Linked DNA regions of Homo sapiens: region 1 is linked to region 2. Evidence: chromatin contacts called from ENCODE Hi-C or POLR2A ChIA-PET data. All regions are on one chromosome and are shown on one strand. Each heading gives the region's core, a stretch centred on a gene start or an enhancer-like site at or near the end of the contact. The rest is flanking DNA. Distances are from core to core; before and after follow the strand shown.

Region 1 (5,788 bases), core at 3,030-5,529, 500 kb after region 2:
TGTTGCCCAAGCTGGTCTCGAACTCCTGGGCTCAAACAGTCCGCCTGCCTTGGCCTCCCAAAGTGCTGGGATTACAGATGTGAGCCACCGCGGCTGGCCTCAATGTAAAATTTTGACATAATTTCAGACATATAAAAGATGCAAGAAGAGTACAGATTCTTTACTCGTATTCCCCAAATGTTAACATTTACCACACTTATTTTATATCTACACACACAAACACACATTTTTGTCCTGAACCTTTTTAGAGTCAGTTGTGGCTACAATGACGAACTCTTCTCAGTTTGTCTGGGACTTTCCTGATTTTAACATTGAAAGTACTGCATCTAGGACCCCCAGAAGTCTTGGGCAAACCAAGTCAATTGGTCACCTTAGTTGCCCAGGTACCCGTAAATACTTCAGTGTGTGTGTACTAAAATCAAGGACATAACCACTGTATAATTATCAAAATCTGGAAATTAGCTGTTCTGGAAAAATGCATCCTTCCTAATGTCAGGTGCAAGGTAAAGCCCAGGGCTTAGCTTATTTGTGCAAACACTGTCTATGCTTCTGGAAACAATGGTTGTGGTATCCCCAAAGAAGTGGATGCCAGGGAGACCGACACTCAACAGGCAAAGGCAGGTAGTGACTTCCTGGGGCAGCCGCTGGAAGCAAAGACAAAAGAAATCCCCAGCGACTAACTGGTTCCTAAAACAAAAGAGTAGCTGACCTTTTCTTTTTCCCTTTTGTGTTTGTGAGCAGCTTGCTTTCACCTGGGGTGTCTGTTTCCTCTCCCAGGGCAGTGGCCCCTGAAGTTTGGGCACCAGTGGGGTGTGAGCTATCAAGGTAGTGAAGGTAGGACGTCCCCTGGTGGGAATGACTGCTGGGCATCTGCCAGTGTTCCTGTGCTCCTGGAGTCCTGCTTCAGCTCTGGGGTGGTTTTGCATCTGTTTCCCCTCAACAGAGAGGGGAATGGTGGAGAGAGGAGGGAAGCATCCACATGGACACAAGAAAGAATTGATGGTCTAAATGGATCCAGCATCTTGTCATTTCTCATCATCTCTACCACATATACCCTGGTCCAAGCTGCCACTGACTCTCTCCCAGATGATGGCAACAGCCACAGTCATCATCATGGCAAAAGCTATGGCTTCCCTGCCTCTGCTCTTGTCACCTTTAGTCTGTGCTCAACATTGTGACCACAGTAATCTTGTTAACCTTGAAATCAGATCATGTCACACTTCTGCCTCCAGGGGCTTCCCATCTCACTCAGAGTAAATTTCAAACTCCTTACTGTGGCTCATGAGGCCCTACCCAGTATGGCTCTCAGACACCTTTCTGACTTTATCAAATACTAGTCTCAGCCCTGGTCACCCATCTACAACTGCCCTTGCCTCTTGCTATTCCTCAAGCTACTCAAATATCTCATGACTCAGAGCCACCGTGCTTTCCCTTCCCTTGACCTGGAATGCTCGTCCCTCAGATATCAACATGACTTTCTTACTCACCAATTTCGGTCCTTTTCTCAAATAACCCCTTCTCAGTGAGGCCTTCCCATTCCTACTCTAAAATTGCAAACTTCAACATTTTTCTCTCTGCTTTGCTTTTTAATGGACAATAATTACATATAATTGTGGGGTACAATGTGATGCTTTGATCTATGTGTACATTGTAGAAAGATTCATTCAAGCTAATTGACATATCCGTTATCTTAGTAACTTACTTTTTGGAGGATGAGAACATTAAAAATCTATGCTTTTAGCAATTATGAAATATGTGATACATTGTTATTCACTATGGTTACCATGCAGTACAAGAGATCACTAAAACTTATTCTTGCAGTCTGAAACTTTGTACTGTTTGTTCAACATCTTTTCTTCCCCATCTCTTCCCTTCTCCACCTGCCCACCCCTATCCTCCAACCTGGACCCTAGCTTTTGGCATCTTTCTACTCTATTTTTATGAGATTGACTTTTCTAGAGTCCACATGTAAGTTGAGATCATACAGTATTAGCCTTTCTGTGCCTGACTTATTTCGACCAAGCATAACATCCTCCAGTTCCATCATGTTGTTGTGAATGGCAGAGTTTCCTTCTTTTTAAAGGCTGTATAGTATTCCATTGTACATAAATACCACATTTTAAAAATCTATTTATCCATTGATGGGCACTGAGGCTCTTGTGAATCATGCTGAAATGAATGTGGTAGTGCAGATATCTCTTTGACATACCAATTTCAATTCTTTTGGATATATGCACAGAAGTGGGATTGCTGGATCATATGCTAATTCTATATGTAGTTTTTTTGAGGAACCTCCATGCTGCTTTCCAAAATGGTGGTACTAATTTCCCTCTCTCTGTTTACTTTTCACCATAGCACCTACTCCATAAAATATATTATATGTTTAACTCATTTGGTGATCATCTTTACCCCCATTAGACTGTAAGCTTCATCAGTACAGGGATTTGTTTTCACAGCTGTCTTCTCAGTGCCCAGAACATCACCTGGAATACAGTGGGCATATAAAAATATCTGTTGACTGGCTACCAAATGAATGGTATTCACTCGACTCAGCTTTCTGTATCCCTCTGGCCCCTACACTGCATTTAGTGTAGGGATGCATGGGTGCCAATATGGCGCCTGGAAGAAAGGACGTTTGCAATCAAGCATGCACATGAAGAGCAGTTAGCAGTTCCAGACTGTATGAAAGCTTCTCGTGTCCTTGCCACACTTTCTTTTGAGGGTCTCACCCCACATCTTAGCAAAGATATTTAAATGCTCCTCCCTTCCCCATGAAACAGAATTTTGGCTGAGATTTTTTCAAAGGAGTATCATAGTTTTGTCTTTGAAATCATTTGGCAAGGAACAACTCATTGAATTTTCAGTTGGCTCTGATTCTCTGCAGTCATCATGCACACTTGAAGTAAAACAAAATCTACCATTAACATTGTTTTCAAATGTAATGAAATTTTTCTAAATAATTCAACAGTTGATCACATAAGTGTAATTCTGTGCTTTGTGGGCATTCATGTAAACAGGTATTTATTTTAACAGGTTTTGTAGTACTCCTTGTGTGTTTGAGGCAGTAATTATTTTCCTTTGGGATTTAGCCATGTTTCTGGGCTCTTGAAATCTCACAGGACCTAGATCTTGGACCTGGAAAATTAGGCAGATAAAATAGTCCTGCAAGAATGAGAGACTGGAGAAAGGTCTCCCTGCACTTGCCTGCGAATGCAGGTCCTGGCCCAGTGGTTCAATGGTGGGGCTGTCCTGTAACTGTGCCAGGGAGTCAGAAGCCATGGCGGGGCTCACCGTGGTCATGCTGGAAGTCCCTGTCCCTGTCTGCTCATCACACACAGGTCAGCAGGTACCCGTTCTTTATGTGTGGCAGACCTCTGGTGGCCAGGCGGACCACTTTTCTCCACGGCCCTTCTCTCTCCACTTCCACCTGCATGCTCTCCTGAGCCCTGGTGGCAGAAATGTTTTCCTTGACATTTTATGACACTTTGGCAGAATTCTGTTGACTCATCTAAGACAAGATGGGGAATTGTTCTGCAGCAGTCGCCACATGGGGAAACAGATCACTTAGTCACATCATCTGCCAAGCCCCGCTGTTGCCTGTGCAAAGCATTTCTAATCACGGAAACTTGAAAGCTGTCCCTCATTTGTGATGACATTAGCCATGGTGATTTTTTACCCCTGTCTTAAGCTGTCAGTCGCTGGGGTTTTCTTGTTACTCTCTCTGGCAGAGACACATTTATTTATCACACAAAAGCCTGGCTCTGAAGGGATTTGTGCAAACTTCCTTCTGGAGATGAAAAGAAAACATCTCCTTCCTGGCCTGTGCCATCTACTGAAAAGCTTTCCAAGCCAAATGTGAGTGACTGTCCTAGTGGACAGATGTCACCCAGAGCAGGCCTGAATCATTTTGTTTGTTTTTCTTGCTAACCCAACACGACTTTGAACCCACTTCATTAATAAGAGAGACAGGAGCACGAAACCCTTTTTACTTCCTGCTTTCTTCCCAGTGTGCTGACATTTCCAAGCCCCATATGTTTCCCTAAATAAAGTTCCATGGAAATATATATTTTTTTGAAAAATCCTGTTTTTGGGTTATTACAGCCCAAGAGGAAAAAAGGCTGCCAGTGGACTATGTAGGGCCCTTTACGTAATGCTATGATTGTTTCGACCCCTCTTGATAACAGCAGGCTCGTTTAAATGGTTAACGTTGAGATGCGGTTGAAGACCTGTAATAAATGTATACTTCTTCATTTAGGCAAGTACATTAGCTACAGTCAATCTGCAACAGCGGGGAAGCACTAAGCCACAAACAGGAAATAGTTTGAATAAATATTTCCCATTCTAAAATGAATGACTAGATAGAGTTTAAAACATGTCAGACTCTTGTAGAGACATGATAGACATTTGCTGGTTACCTCTCCAGCAGGGATCCAGTCCCACCCTTCCCCACCTTGATTTTCCTTGGGATCACTCTACCCTTCCACTCTCAATAGTGGTCCAGACCAGACTGACCCTGCCCAGGAGTAGACTGTACTTGACTCAAGCTGTATTAGTTTGTTTCCACGCTGCTAATAAAGACATACCCAAGACTGGGCAATTTACAAAGAAAGAGGTTTAATGGACTTACAGTTCCACGTGGCTGGGGAGGCCTCACAATCATGGCAGAAGGCAAGGAGGAGCAAGTCACATCTTACATGGATGGCAACAGGCAAACAGAGAGAGCTTGTGCAGGAAAACTCCCATTTTTAAAATCATCAGATCTCGTGAAACTTATTCACTATTGCAAGAACAGCGGGAAAGACCTGCCCCCATGATTCAATTACCTCCCACCGGGTCCCTCCCACAACACGTGGGCATTCAAGCTGAGATTTGGGTGGGGATGCAGCCAAAACATATCTCAAACCCATCCATGTACCTATTCCTCAGGCCACATTGATTGGTCAGGGATGGGTTTGTGATACAATTTGGGTTAATGAGAGAGGTGACAATAACAGTGTTTCTGTGGAAGATACACAGAAGAGATTCTCTGTTCCCAGACCACACCTAGAGTGAAGTGAAGATGTGGGGTGTGGAATTGCCAGAGCAATTTGCTACCATGGGGAGAGAGCCCAGAGTTGCGGGGGCCTTTGTGTGGAATCTGGAGATGGGTCTGTCACCAGTGGAGAGATGATAAGAGCCATATCCTGGGTGGCTTTGACCCACTAGAAGCCAGTCTTGCCTCTGGACTTCTCAGCTAGGTGAGCCAATAAATTATCTTTGCTGCTTAAGCTTGTTCTAGGTTTTCTGTCACTTGCAACCACAAGAGTCCTAAGTGATTTAAGGTTGCTAACACTCTTTCTAGCCAGACCTTAGGCAGCATCTAAAGAAACTGAAAGCTTGTCGTCAGTGTATTTTTGTTTCTTTGTTATGGTTTTTACCTCTGCAGGATTCCTCCCCTCTTCCTTCTTTATACAGAACCCCACTGACTCTTAGTGAGCCACCCGGGCTGACTGCCTGACCGCTGGCTCCAGTGATGGGCACATGGCCCAGGCATAACTAATAGGGCATTCCATTCACAGGGCTATTTGATTGGATCAGGGATGGGTGCATGATCCCAAGATGGCCAGTATAAATAAGATCCAGGAATTTATTTTAACTCTTACTTAAAAGACAATTGGCTGGATTTGCTGAGGGAAGATTTAAACATCTTTGTGGACATGTTTGCCACCACATGGGGAGAGCATTCCTGAACATGCAGCAATAGAGAACAAAGACGAGAGATAAAGAGATGATAAGAGAAGGACCAAGT
Region 2 (5,726 bases), core at 3,227-5,726:
TATATTCATGTATATATTCATATATATACACATTCATATATATACATTCATATATATAATATATATATACACATATTGATATATATATACACATATTGATATATATATACACATATTGATATATATATATATACACATATATATATATACACATATTGTGTATATATATATATACACACACACACATATCCGGCTAGTGGTGTTTTTGTTGTTTTTTTCCTGAAGTTCTAAAATGGAGAGTAAAGGAAACTCTTAAGTGCAGCCTCATCTACTGGTCTAACCCAGACGACTTTTTTTTTTTTTTTTTTTTTTTTTTTGCAAAAAACCAACACAGGTGGTTGCTCCATATGCCTTTTTCTCCTCCCTAGGCAGGCTAGTACTCACTGCTAGTCTAGTCCTAATATTGTTTTGAACCCTAGGAGGCTTAGTCTTCAGAATCATTTTTACTCTGCCCTAAAGTGGAAGACACCCCATTCATTCTACAAATATAATACAGCAGGCATTGTTCCAGCAGCTAAGGCTTGAATAATGAACAAACTAGACAAAAGTCCTTGCCCTTATTAATATTACATTATAATGGAAGGAGGCAGATAGTAAACACAACACACAAGTATGATAAATGTTATGTTAGTTAATGATAGGTGCCATGGACAAAATCAAGCAGAAAGGGGGATAAGGAGTATGGGAGTCCCTCTTGGGAAGGGTGTCAGGGAAGGCCTCCCTGAGGAGGTGACATCAGGCAAAGACAAGAAAGGAGTGAGGGAATGAGCTATAAGGTATATGAGGGAAGAGCATTCCAGGTAGTGGAAAAAGCAAAGGCTTGGAGCTGAAAGTGTGCTTGGGGCATCCCAGGAACAGTAAGGAAGGCAACTGGTGAGAGCCCACAGAGTGAGAGGTAGAGGAGGAGGTGAAGGCAGATAGATCAGGGGGGGTTTGGCAGTAGGCAAGATTGTCTAAGTCCTCATAGTGAAATGGGAAAGTCATGGAGGAGTTCTAGAGGGCCACTGAGAATGCTCTATTAGCACAGACTGCGGGAAGACAAGAACGGAAGAAGGGAGGACCAGTTAGGGAACTTCCTTAAACCAGGTGGGAAATAAGATGGGTTAGACTAGGCTAGTAGCTAAAGAGGTGTGACAGTATTTGGAATGTGAGTATATTCTGAAGGTGGAGCCAATAGGATTTTCCGTCCAATTGTATCTTGGGTGTGAGAAAGGAGGCAAGGACTCCAAGGTTCTTGACATAAGTGGAAGAATGGAGTTGTCCTTTCCTGAGATGGGGGAGGGCTGCAGATGGAGCATGTTTTAGGGCAAAAAGGGGGAGCTGTTATTCCCTTTGTGGTTACCATGGCTTCCCAAGGTCGCTGGGGCTCTCAGAAGGCCATGATTCCAAATTAGATCAGTGGTCTGGACTAGGCCATGACTGAAATACCTTCTTGGGATGACAGCTCCAAGGAATATGTGCCCCAAGGGCTTTGTCCTCCTCCTGAGCTATCCTGTTCCAAGCCAGACTTGCACTGAGATATTGCACCAAATGGTTTTAAGTCTGTTTTTTTGTGTATATAATCAATAGGCAAACACAAACACACACACACGCACACACACACACACACACACCCCTAAAACCTTGAAAACAACTTAAAAACCAGGGTTTCCTATTAGAGAACTCACTGTCCTCCAAATATCAAAATTCAATTCAACTCTACATTTGCGGGGCTGTGACGTGAGCAGGAAGACACTGGTTCCTAGATAATGCCAGGCTAAGGCTGGTATAGAAACCACATCAGGGCCAATCTGAAACGTGGCTGATTGAAGAATTTACGTAATCAGGAACTCATTGGATGAATGATCCAAAAGGAAGGGCTGCATTTAAAACAGTAGTCACTATAGCACCTGCCGCAGCCATACGTAAAATGGAATATTGCAATAAAAATACGGAAAGGTGACGGAAAGCAAAAAAGCCATATTAGTGGGAGGAAAAAACAGAAACTGATTTGTAAGATTACTTCAAAAGGCTAAGAAGAGACTGACAAGAAATTTTAAAAATCGTGTCCTTAAACGGGAGCAAGAATCTATACAAGGCAACAAGGCGAGAGCGCAGAGCTGTTTATTTATTTATTTATTTATTTTTCTACCCAGCTCACAGGGCCAGCGGGTAGATTAGAAAGAAAACAACCAATTGCTGCCAGGCGCGGTGGCTCACACGTGTAATCCCAGCACTTTGGGAGGCCGAGGCGGGCGGATCACGAGGTCAGGAGATCGAGACCATCCTGACTAACATGGTAAAACTCCGTCTACTAAAAAATAGAAAAAATTAGCCGGGCGTGGTGGCGGGCGCCTGTAGTTCCAGCTACTCAGGAGGCTGCGGCAGGAGAATGGCGTGAATCCAGGAGGCGGAGCTTGCAGTGAGCCGAGATCGCGCCACTGCACTCTAGCCTAGGCGACAGAGCAAGACTCCGTCTCAAAAAAAAAAAAAAAAAAAAAAAAAGAAACCAATTGCTAAAGTAGAGTAGCTAAGGAATCAGAACTTGTTTCAAAGTAAGCGAAGTAGTGGCCAGACTAGGTGACTCAAGGCATGACTCAAACCCGACTCTGGAGGCTGTCTGTCAGCTCCCGGAGGCGGGGGGCGCGGTGTCTAACACGTTTTAGGAAAGTACCAGGCTTGTGGAGGGCGACAGGAAACCTCCCCGGGAGATCGGCCTGGGGCTCCTCCTGCCCTAGAGCCTGACCTCTCACTCTCCGTACCGGCAGCGACTTCCAACCTCCTGGCTTCCCCTTCCTCCGTTCGAGGCTCCCCACCCCTCGTCTTCCATCCAGCGTCACAGGGCGTGTGCGTGTTGTGTGCGAGACGCGGGTCTCCTCCCCCGCCGCCCTCCGCCCCGTGCTCCCAGCCACGCGCCTTCCCGCCCCGCCTCCGCGGCAAGCCGCTCCCTTCCCACCCCGCCCGCGCCCGCCGCCCGCCGCCCGCCTCCCGGGCACGCGCTGCACGAACGGCGCCCGGAGCTGGTCTAGGCAAACACCTGTCCTGCCTTGGCTCCGCGAGATTTGGGGCGAAAGCTTAGGCAACAGGGGCACGTTCTCGCGAGGTTTAGGAAATTTCCCACGGCCGTGTTGTGTCTGAGCCGAGTAGTGGAAGGCGGTGGGAAGGAGGTGTAGCGTGAGACTGGACTGCCCGCATTGGGTACATGCGCAGTGCCGCTCGCGCGGGCCGCGCCAATCCTGCAGCGCCTTCAACAGGTTTCGGGCGGCGAATTCCAGTTCTCCGGGTTTTGGGGCTCCCTGCGGGAGGCAGTGCTGGATCTGGGAATCTCTAGGAAAGGAAAGAGCAAAGGAGGGGAAAGATGGGGGGCTGCAGGTAGGAGGAGGGGGCGGGATTCGGGCCCTTCACCCTGCTGTTCCATGCCCGGTGGGGCCAGGTTTGCCCGGGGGCTTCCGGGATCAGGCCGCCTGAAGCGCGATTCGGGCAGCCGGCAGCGTCCTCGGCTGTGCCAGGCCCTCGGGTGGCCCGGTTCCCTGTGCAGTAGTGGTCTCAACACACACCTGGGCTCACACACGGTGGTGGCTGCGATGGGGTCTTAGAGAGGCCATGCAGCACGCGAGCGGCAAGAGCTTTGATCGGGTCCTCTGGGCAGACTCGGAGGTGGGAGAATGTGGCTCTCAATTCCAAGGCAGTTTTCCCTTCTGGAGAGAACTACTCCGCGCTCTGGCGTGTGTCTGCGAGGTGGCCATTAGGGGTGTCTTTGCTAGAGGCCTTGGCTTGACCTCATTTCACACCCAAGGAGAACGCTAAGGCGAGAGAGCTCAACTGCAAAAGTTTTCCGCTTGAGGAGCTCTGGAAGGGCCTCCTCATTAGCATGGGGGGGTGTAATGAATGAAGACAGTCCCCGACGTGTCACTTGCCCGAACCCCAGACATCTCTGGCGCTCCTGCACCAAACGCCGAGATTAGCATAAAGGAGGCGCCCAGGGAACGTTTGAATGAATGAAAATAGCTGGGAACCCAGAGTGAGCGGGAAGCCGCTTGGAAAACACCCATTGAGGAGGTGTTTCATCTAGGCCTGTGAAACGCAGCCCATTTTCCCAGGACCCCTCCTCCCTTCTCCTCGGCCCCGCCTCCTGACCCCTCCATTCCTCGTCCCCGTAGTAATCCCCTCCGGTTTTCCTCAGTCTCCACGTACGTCCCTCAAAGCGCGTCCTAAAACCCGGATAACCGGAGCGCTCCCCATGGACCACACGGAGGGCTCGCCCGCGGAGGAGCCGCCTGCGCATGCTCCATCGCCTGGGTAGGTTTCCAGGGAAGGCAGCGAGCAGGATCCCCTACTCTGCGGGCGGCGCGAGGCGTCTGGCTCTTCGCGGCGGCGGCGAGGGGAAAGGGAGCGCGGGGGCTGGGTGGAATCGAGGAGTGAGGAAAAAGGGAAGGGGCGGGGGAGAGGGACCAGGGAAGGCGTCGGGGGGAATCTCGCGAGGGTTGGAGTTTTGGCGAGAGTTTGTGGAAGATGGCGCCTGTTGTGACAGGGTAAGTCTGAGGGAATCGGAGCGCCGGGAACCGGGAAAGTTGCGGGCGTCTGGCAGCTCACGGCGGGCAGCGGGTTCGGGGGCCGCGGCGCGCTTGGCGTTCGGGGGCCCGCGGGGGCGGCGTCGCGTGCGCCGAGCGCGGCGGCGGCGGCGTGTGGCCGTGCGCTGCCGCTCTGCGCTGCCGTGGCTCAGGCTCCAGCGCGTGAGGGCGGGCGGCGGCGGCGGCGGCGAGGCCGGCGGGTGCGGGCGTGAGTGCGGCAGGGCGCGCGGGGCCCTCGGGCGCCGTGCCTCCCGCGCGCCTCCAGCGGGCTCTGCCTGGGGGCCCCGTGCATCTTTGTTCCTCGCGGCCGTTGTCGCCGCTTCGCCCCGCTAGTGCCCCCGGCCCCGGGCGCTTTGTCTTTCACCGCTACCCGCTGCGACTCTCTACCCCCGGCCCTTTGTTTCGCCGCCTTGGGCGCTTTGTCCGACCCGTGGCGTCCCGCATCCCCTCTCCATCTCCTCCCCTCCGCTGTCCTTCCTCCCGTGCCCCTTTGTTGTGCCACACTCTTGTCGTTAGCCCAGTGACCTGCCACAGCCCGGGCACCAGATTTCTGCCTTAATTGTTCTTCCATTGTCTTTCTCCTGTGGGTCCCCTCTCACCTTTCTGTATGGTCCTGGATCACCCCCCGAGGCTTTGTCTCCCCCATCCACGGGCTTATTCTCTCGGCACCCCCTTCCTCTCCCGTCATCGGTTGATTTATCCACAACCCACGGTGTACGTCTGCTGAACTGTCTCAGCCCCGGGGACTCCATCTGCTGCTTCTAAGTGCACACAAGACTCTACGGTTTGTTGTTTTGTGGGTCTGAAAGATGCATGGGATACTTAGTTTTCTCCTCCGCACCTCTTTTTCTCGGGATTTCTTGTACCCTCCCGCCCCCCTATCGCCACCCCTTTCTCTCGGGATTAAAGCGTCTCCAATTTTCATCGCCGTCTTTTTAGTGCCGTGGGTTGTTTTGCTTGGAAACAGTAGCCTTGGAAAAAGATCTGGTCTCTTGGTGGTTCTTGCGCCCCCCGGCCCCCGCCCCCCTCCTGGTTCCTGACGGCGTAGGCCAAGGGCAGCTGTCTGTCGAAGCTTTGCAATCTAGGCTGCCTGAGGATGATTGGAGGGTATCGTAGGACGGTTAGAAGGAGGCTCAAGATGTATATATGTGTTTTTCTGTTAGTGTTTGAGAATAG

What was found. A loop is a pair of places that touch in the nucleus more often than their neighbours do. ChIA-PET counts read pairs that join two places held with the same protein, here RNA polymerase II (POLR2A). Pooled maps may share reads with other maps.
Region 1: a map of OCI-LY7 shows a loop between it and region 2 (6-fold over the local background). The contact joins the enhancer-like site here to the promoter of RBPJ in region 2. A Hi-C loop is called at or near these places in 1 of 168 maps with a recorded cell type or tissue (OCI-LY7), 6 of 37 single-sample maps with no recorded cell type and 5 of 50 pooled maps. POLR2A ChIA-PET finds 5 or more read pairs at or near these places in 1 of 52 experiments (PC-3).

Annotation. Positions count from the first base shown.
Region 1 is chr4:26,818,457-26,824,244 of GRCh38, forward strand. It overlaps a transcript of TBC1D19 not described here. Among named protein-coding and RNA genes, the nearest start is that of STIM2-AS1, 39 kb to the right of the region's middle. Within about 2 kb of position 4,280, at least 4 of the 41 ENCODE cell types and tissues checked have a DNase peak (open chromatin) inside an H3K27ac peak, as active enhancers do; they include OCI-LY7, where a contact is called at or near this core.
Region 2 is chr4:26,316,538-26,322,263 of GRCh38, forward strand. It overlaps RBPJ (recombination signal binding protein for immunoglobulin kappa J region), which reads left to right and starts at 4,477. Exons shown (of 11, transcript NM_015874.6): 1 at 4,477-4,511. The coding sequence starts at 4,492. RefSeq lists enhancers at 2,511-2,560, 3,651-3,700, 4,933-5,726 and silencers at 2,781-3,050, 4,521-4,650, 4,721-4,820.